2 separate regions of the Homo sapiens genome follow, and region 1 is linked to region 2. A link is a loop called in an ENCODE intact Hi-C map of the cell type or tissue named here. Cell type or tissue: PC-3. All regions are shown on one strand. Each heading gives the region's core, and the rest is flanking DNA. Links, peaks and the distances in the headings are about the cores only.

Evidence for each region. Hi-C counts contacts between places; a loop is a spot of excess contacts. Peaks named below come from ENCODE experiments on the same cell type or tissue, not always from the same donor. Only the 100,000 strongest peaks of a DNase experiment are listed, where the experiment ranks them.
Region 1: it touches region 2 in a loop (8-fold over the local background); 4 of 110 quality-filtered maps call a loop at or near these places.

Annotation. Positions count from the first base shown.
Region 1 is chr11:58,657,061-58,661,460 of GRCh38, forward strand. No RefSeq gene overlaps it. Among named protein-coding and RNA genes, the nearest start is that of CNTF, 37 kb to the left of the region's middle. In PC-3, for the core only: no CTCF peak of the experiment used is centred there; a DNase peak (open chromatin) is centred at 2,561; H3K4me3 peaks cover 1,357 bases; H3K27ac peaks cover 2,482 bases.
Region 2 is chr11:58,571,171-58,575,570 of GRCh38, forward strand. The region is part of intron 1 of LPXN (leupaxin); the gene reads right to left. Among named protein-coding and RNA genes, the nearest start is that of LPXN, 2.5 kb to the right of the region's middle. In PC-3, for the core only: no CTCF peak of the experiment used is centred there; DNase peaks (open chromatin) are centred at 2,491, 2,821 and 3,851; H3K4me3 peaks cover 2,485 bases; H3K27ac peaks cover 2,666 bases.

The sequences.
Region 1 (4,400 bases), core at 217-4,216, 86 kb after region 2:
GGTTTCCATTTCTCTACATTCTCACCAATACTTCTTTTCTGTTGTTTTGTTTTTCAATAGTAACCATCTTATTGGGTGTGAGATGGTATCTCATTGTAGTTTTGATCTGCATTTCCCTGATGATTAGTGATGTTAAGCATCTTTTCGTGTGCTTATTGGTCGTTTGAGAACAAAGAAGATATACAAATAACCAATAAGTACATAAAAAAATGGGTTCTTTGTCTATTTTTAAAGTCAGGTTGTTTTGTTTTTTGGTAGTAAGCGTTTAAATATTCTGAATATTAACCCATTATTAGATACGTGATTTGAAAATATTTTCTCCCATTTTGTGGGTTGTCTTTTCACTATCGATTGTGTCTGTTGATGCATAGAACTTAAAATTTTTGATATAGTCCAATTTGTTTTGTTTTGTTGTTGATGTTGCCTGTGCTTCAACTATCATTTCCAAGAAATCATCACCAAATTTAATGGCATGAACTGAGTCTAGTGTTTTTATCCTCAAATGTGGAGGTAGGTTCCATTGGGCATGAGAAACAACAACTTAAGCTTCAGAAACCCTTGACAGGTTGCAAAGTGCTTTTACCCACATTGGATTATTTAAACTTCAAAGCAACAATCAGTTCATGAATGATGAAACAGAGACCCAAGGAACCTAAGTGAGAGTTACTAAAAAATACCCAGGGGAAAAGCGTTGGGCAGAGTTATTGTTTAGGATTATTAATCAATGGTGGACCTGGGCCTGTAGTCCAATATTCAAAGTTGTTTCAATATCATACACGAGTTTTGGGAGCCTCTTAAATCTGCAAATTGAAATCAAGCTGAAAGTATCCAGAAATACAGGCCCCCCTTGCACACACACATTCATGGTAGCTTCAGATTATACTCCGGGTAGACTCAAAAAGGTGTTCAACTCCTGGGTCTTCTCCAGAGTCGGCAGTACGTGAAAGTGGGATAATGAGCAGCACAGCTGGATTCTTGTCCAAGAGGAGACCCAGAAAGAGCAAGAAACACTTTGGGCACATAGTGTTTAAAGAACTCAGAAGAGATAGACTGAATTATGGCCATACACTATGGCAAGGATAGATTGTTCCTAAATATTGATTTACCTCTTGGTGGCTTCCAATCCGCAATGGGCAGTTGTGGATCTCATTTTGTGACAGCAGATATGTAATCTTGTCAGGCTATTTGGTAGTGGAGCAAATAAACTTAAATAGAAGAGATTTCCCTCTCTGTAAGAGCCTCACAGAAGCCTACGCGTGATATTTGGGAGGAGGGGGTCTTACAACAGTGTCTTGACAAATGTGCCGATACATGAAATTTGATAGTATGCCTGTCAAGCACACTCTTCACTTGGGCAGGCTGGCAAACTGTCTTGGGAGTTCAGCTTCTGATGTGTCCCTTTGGGATGGAAAGGGGAGCCATGGCCTATTATCTTAACATAGGGAGCCAGCTTGTTTGTTTACCATGTGATTTGCCTTTCTTCTCAGGTCTCAGTTGCCTGGTAGAGGACCTGAAGGCTTGAAGAGCTGCAAACTGCACATAAACCCTCTTGCTGTTCACAATTACTCTGCAGGTGCAGGAGGAGAGAGGGTAGCTCATCAGAGCCATCTCCCAGAGCATCCACCTCTGACCCTACCAGAGTGCAAGAAACTTGCCATGACATGTTGAAAATGAGCTGGAGTACGATGTCATGTGCCTAGCCACAGAATATGCTCTGGGATAATCCTTCAGGCCTGCCTCTCAGGAGGTTAATCTCATGCAGGGTCAGGCTTGGTATATGTAACTCCACCCTGTGTTGCCCCTTGTGGTTGGTAGCATTGCGTTTTGTCATCTTTTGCCTGAAATCCAGCCACTGGACAAGCACCAGACAGTATGAATTATTAGAAAAAGCATTGCAGGCATCTTTTTCCCAGGTGACCAAATATGCTGTCTGGATTGCATGATCAAACGTACTGTGAGCAGGAAGTCAGGAGTAGGCTAATGATGCTCTCATCTTCTGTCTCCTGAAATGGGGGTTCTTTGATAACCTGTGTTTAAATAGGCTGTGAAATTTGGTGTAGACATCTACACTCAGAGATAGTGGGGTATAAGCAAGCATCCTTCCTTCTCTTTGTCTCTCCAACATTTCTGTAAATTCTCTACTCTTCACACTTCTTTACATTTATATTCTGCCAACCATCATAGATGTTAGTAACAAAAAGGAATAAAAGGATCAACAAACAAGAGAACACAAGAGACTAGTTATACAAGGTACGGCAGGATTAAAACTAGGAACTGGTGCAAAAAAGAGAATAGATTAAATAGATGATATTCAAAGCAGAAGCATCTGAACACAAGAGGAGAAAAACAATTTTCATAAGAGCAAAGTTTAAAAGTAATTCACTAAAAATAAGATTGTTTGAAAAAACATAACATCAGGAAAATAAAAAGAATATTTATTCATAATAATAGTTATTATTCCTCATAAGGAAAGCTCACCTGAGACTTGGTGTCTAGTTTTTATTGGGGGTGACTCATCGAGGCATGGAGTCATATATTGACCTTAGCTACTTAGTCACCAGCCCTATACCCCACCCCAGAGGTCAAATTGAATACAGTGAGGCCCAAGGCCCCAGGTGAATGGAATGAAAACAGGTGTATTCCAAAGGCTCACAGGTTATTTACGAGAGTTGTTTATCACAGGCCAGTCTTTTCTTAGAAAAATGCAGGATTTGAGCAGCCCAGGCCTGCTGAGTTATGCTTGCTCCCAGGTGTGTTTAAGATGAAAGTAAAATATATAAAATGAAAAGGCAAAAGTGTAAGGCCACTAAGGTTAAAATCACCCAAAAATGATTGAAAGAAAAAAAGAAATTGCAGCCAATTATTAATCAGACTTGAAGTCTGTAAGGCGTTTACTGAGAAATTCCTTAGAGTAAGGTTTCCTGCTGAAGCAACAAGCTGTCTTTCTTCCTGAAGCAGGGCTTGGCAGAGAGCTGTGAAATACCCTGTGGTTTGCCAGGCTCTTCATCTCATGCTCTGATTATATGTATTTTCCTGCAGGGAGTTCTACGGGGCAGAATCAGCTATAGCTTCCCCAGCAGCATCTATAGAGTAGGTCCCACCCACTGCACAGTGAGGCTGCTGGGGCACTTACAGCAGGAGAATCTGCAGCACTTCTGAACCAAGTCTGCAGAGGGGATGGCTCAACTGGAGAATCAGCCATATATAAGGAGTAGCTGAGCAATTAGAGGGAACTAGACTAAGAAGTAGATTGGGATCTTTGTCCTCAACTGGGCAAAGATTGAAAACAGAGTCCAGCCCTTAGATAAAGTATAGATGACAGTGGAAGAGAAGAATGCGAGAGGGTCAGATTCTAACCAGGCAAGGAATGTGACTTGAATCCTCATTCCACCTTTGGCCTGACATTTAATCAGGTCATTCATCGGACATTCAGATCCATCTCAATGACATCTTGTTATCACATAAGGAGGCCGACAAGGAGTAGGGGAGTCTCTCCTGATCACCTTTGTTTAATTTCAGATTGAATATTTTATAAACAAACTGAAACTTATGCCTGAAGAATGTGTGTGAAGCATAAAAAGATAGGTTTAGCAGACCAAGGGCAGATATTTAACTTAAGAGTAATTGATGCTTTGGGCTGGGCGCGGTGGCTCACGCCTGTAATCCCAGCACTTTGGGAGGCCGAGGCGGGTGGATCACGAGGTCAGGAGATCCAGACCATCCTGGCTAACACGGTGAAACCCCCTCTCTACTAAATATACAGAAAATTAGCCGGGCATAGTGGCGGGCGCCTGTATTCCCAGCTACTCGGGAGGCTGAGGCAGGAGAATGGCGTGAACCCAGGGGGCGGAGTTTGCAGTAAGCTGAGATCGTGCCACTGCACTCCAGTCTGGGCGACAGAGCGAGACTCCATCTCAGACAAAAAAAAAAAAAAAATAAGAAGAAGAATAACTGATGCTTTGAAAGAAGATTGACCGAAGGATACAGGTGTGCAAGCAGAGACATCCTTCTGTATAACTGGCAAAATTAACAAAAGTGACCGACATCTAGTTATTTCCTACTGGACATTTTGAGTTTTAAGGATAAAACTATTCTCAAAGTATCCAGGCAGATTAGCTACAAAAGGGCAAAAGCATCAGGCGTCTTTGGATGTTTCTTCCTCGGCACCATTAGAAGTGAAGGAAGCTATCTGCAACATTTTGAGGGGAAAGTGTTACCAATAAAGGGTCCTGACTGCAAGTTGTCCAGGTTCTTGGTGTTTTGAACAAAGAATTGGACAAAACACACAGCAAAGTAAGGAAAGAATGAAGCAATGAAAGAACAAAAGCAGGAATTTATTGAAAATGAAAGTACTCTCCACAGTGTGGGAAAGGGCCCAAGGAGCAGCTCAAGTGCCCGGG
Region 2 (4,400 bases), core at 262-4,261:
GTATGAAAAATACAAAAAAGTCAGCCCAGCATGGTGATGCACACCTGTGGTCCCAGCTACTTGGGAGGCTGAGGTGGGAGGATCACCTGAGCCTAGGTGAGCCTGCGATGAGTCGAGATCACGCCACCACACTCCAGCAGCCTGGGCCAAAGGAGTGATACCCTGTCTCAAAAAATAAATAAATAAATAAATAAATAAATAAATAAATAAATCCTAAATGCTTTTTTCTATCAGAAAAATAGAAGCAATTATATTACCATTTTTCAAAACATACGAGGGAAATAACACTTATTCTTAATCCTAATGATATTTTTTCTTAAATCTTAACAATTATCCTGAGCACGTAACAAAATTTTCAAAGCAAGGTATAAGTATCCTGTCTTTTAGGGTGTGGAGAGAAAAAATGGTTGGGGATAAAACTGAGATATTGCAAAATCAAGTAAGATGTTGCAATTTAAATAGTTGGGATTTGTTACTCTTTCAGTTTTTTTTCTTTTTTTTTTTTTGGAAAAGTATTATATACTAGTATCTATCTGTTACAATGAAATAAATAATAATTAATAAAAATTAACACATGCCAGGCACTGTGCTCAGGAGTTTACACATTTCATTTAATCATCCTAACACTTTGAGGCAGATGATATTATTGTCCTTATTTTGTAGATCACAAGAAAGAGACAAAAATAATTTGCTTAAGCGCATGAATGCAGAACCAGGACTTGAATCTGGGCTATCTGATCCCTAGCCCCTGCATTAACTAAAAGTTAGAAGTTCCAGTCTCCTGTCTTATATATATTCTCTGGGTTACCTTGAGCATGTCACATCCTTCTCTGATGCAGTTTCCTCATCTACATAACAAGGCAATTTGATTAGAACAGTATTTTTCAAATTATGGCTCAATAATGCATTAGTGGATCTCTAGCGGACTTCTTACCACAGATTTTAGCTTTCAAACTTTAAACACATAATTACATTATTTCTAAGGACCTGCCTACATCTAAAGTTCTCAGATAAGGAAAATAAACTTCACAGGTCATTAAAAAAAAAACAGATTTTTCATTTATTTTAGATTTTGGAGGAATGAATATTTCTTAATGGCGTTAGAAGAGATCTAATCCTTTTTTTTTTAACAAATGAAATATACAGATCTTTCATAATCATCCATTTATCAAAAATGTTGACTTTTATGTACCATTTTAGAGATAAGCAAACTGAACTAAACTCTCGGGCAAATGAATAACTGTAATGGGAAAAAAGAGATGAGTGGGACCCTATGGCATTAAAAAGTTGAGAGACTTATAATAAATTTCAGTGTATGAACTTTATTTGGATCATTAAATCTACTGTAAAAATGAAACAATCAAGACTATTGAACACTGACTGGATATTAAATAATATCAAGTAAGTACTGTTTATTTTAGGTGTGATAATGATATTTAATAATATTAATTAATTCTGTTAAGTTTTTAGGTGTGATAATGGTATTTTACAATATTAAGGAATTAATATTAAGGCTGTTGTTATGGCAATGGCATTACAGTTATATGTATAAATATATATTTATTTTAGAGGTCAGTGTTAAAATAGTTACAGATAAAATGACATCTGAAATTGTTTTAACATAATTACAGGGGTGAAAGGAATGGGTGGGCATATATATGAAGTAAGACTGATGAAGAACTGATTGTTTCAACTGGTTGATGGGTATATCAGAATTCATTAAACTATTTTCTCTACTTTTGCATACTTAAATTTCTTTATAATAGAAGTTTTTTAAAAAGAAGGACAAATAGGCCGGGCATGGTGGCTCATGCCTGTAAATCCCAGCACTTTGAGAGGCCGAGGCGGGCGGATCGCCTGAGGTTGGGAGTTCGAGACCAGCCTGACCAACATGGAGAAAACCCGTCTCTACTAAAAACACAAAATTAGCCAGGCATGGCGGCACATGTCTGCAATCCCAGCTACTCAGGAAGGCTGAGGCAGGCGAAACGCTTGAACCTGGGAAGCAGAGGTTGCGGTGAGCCGAGACCGTGCCATTGCACTCCAGCCTGGGCAACAAGAGCAAAACTCCGTCTCAAAAAAAAAAAAAAAGAAAAGAAAAGAAAGAAAAAGAAAAGAAAACTAAGGTAGAAAAAGAAAGAAAACTTTTTGCCTCAGATTTTTATTAGCCAGACCCCACACCAAATTTGAGAATTTTGAATTTTTATTCTACATCTTTCAATTATGCTAGAGCCCCTTTCTTTTCTATTTTCTAAGCTTTGCTCTAACTAGAAGCCAAAGATCCTCCTGAGCTCAAAATAAAAAGCCATTTACAATAAAGATTATAAGAGAGAAGAAACCATACCACAAAGAGTAGGAAGTTGCCCTCAGAAGCACCAGCTAACCAAAGTTATCAAAACCCTTCTTTCTGGGTCATGAGTTATAGGCTTTTCTCTTCCTGTTTCATATGAGTGTGCATATCACCAACACTGTGAGGTTATTATGCCTTTTGCCAGATTTTGTAATTTGAAGATGACTAATTTCAGTATGACAAATATGGGATTCCTGGAGAGTGGGGGCGGGGGAAGTGGGGACTAGACTGAAGACTCCATAATTCTTCTCTGTAGTCTTTTACTGTGGAGATGAAATAATATCAATATTAACATGAAAGGAGTAAAGTGAGGTCTCTTGGGAGTCTCTGAGGGTTGCATGGATTTCATTCGGAGGCAGAATCTGCTCCTGGTTCCTCTTTATCTATCATGCCTAATGCCTACGTAATGAGGGTTTAGGTAAAACCTTCTGGGTGTATACAAGCTGCTAGCCTCTGAGGCACCACTGCAGACAGGAAATATTTGCTCACTTGAGCCAACCTGTCCTCGATGCCATTTCTCTGCCAGCAGGAAGAAAGATCCACACCAAGTCTCAAGGGTAGTTACTGGGCTGATGACAATTTGAAGAAACTGTTGAAGTGTAGCCATCAACAGCCTGTGGAGACGTAGCCAACTGGATAATCTGCACAAATATTAGCTTCCAGGCTACTTGGTACTTTCTGTATTTCCAGACAAGATTTACCTAACATTTAGCCTGCTCAGGAGATGCAAAACAATATAAGTTTCTGTTAAATCTGGGTTACTTCATTGGACAGACACCAGAACCAATAAACTTCTAAAATAGGAGAGCACCTTGTTGCTTAGTTTTGGTGTCAGGTGTTCCCGACAGTGACATTGAAAAAGTTATTTTGTTTTTCTTAGTTTTCTCATCTGAAAAAGAAGTGGATAACACCTATTTCAGAGGGTTGCTGCAGACACTAAAATGATTAACATATGTAAAAATGTCTAGTTTTTGCTTGATTTACTAAATAAGTATTAGTTTCCTTTTGAATTATTTGCCATGAAAGCCTTTCGGTGTCCCCTCCATCCCCCCCAAAAAAAAGAAAGAGAAAAAGAAAAAAGGCCCTAGCACTACTAGAACTCAAGCAGAAATTCACATTCTCCCAGCACTCACGTAGGATAAGAAATAGAATTCTACCCCAAGTCCAAAAAAGAGTCTGGCCCAATATCAAAATAGACTTTACCTCCAAAGCAGTTTGATATTTATTAAACACTACCTTTTTCTCTTCATTAACATCTCTTGCCTCCTGGTAATTTGCCCTTTACTTTTCCTCTGTTTCTCCAGCTTTGAAATCACACGCCATTTTTTTTAAGACAATGTAACAATGTGCAAGATATTTTTTGTTGTTGTTTTTTGCACTTTTGACATACCCTATCCCCAAACACACCCCAAACCAGGACACTGTGGAATTAATACAGTTTGGAAATTGGGTATAGTTTAGTGACTCAGTGTTAGTTAAGATGCTGGCAACAGATGTTGGCAAAGGCTATGGAATGAGTCCCAAGAATGACAAACCTTACATTACTCCAAAGGTTTGAAATCCAGGATTTCTCTGGTTAATATGGTTAATAGTTCCACTGCTGGTTTTAATTGTCTTAGAGTGGAAGGAGGTGTCATATTTTCAGGCCCTAGTAATCTCTTCCTTCAGAATTCTTCTGAATAAAAAGCTTAGCAACAAAATCACTAGAGTTAGAGTGCTATGCCTTCTTGATTTAATACTAAAACATGGAACAAATGAAACCACTCTGGCCTTTTTCCAACCTCTACAGATCCCTCATTCTTATACTTCTAGTCCGTCTTTTCTTCCTCATAACACCCCAATTCCCTTTTTGCTCTTTCTTTTCCTCCTCAAATCATATCTCTGCATTGTCTCGCTATGTGGCCACCCTTGATCTCCAGTGACCTCCAAAGGGCAAAACGCCCATAACAAGACAACAACTGCAGTAACAATCCAGTCCAAAAGTATTTGCCAAGAGTTTATTCCGCGGTTAGCACCAAACTCTCCATCTATTTTGCCACTGCAAACAGTG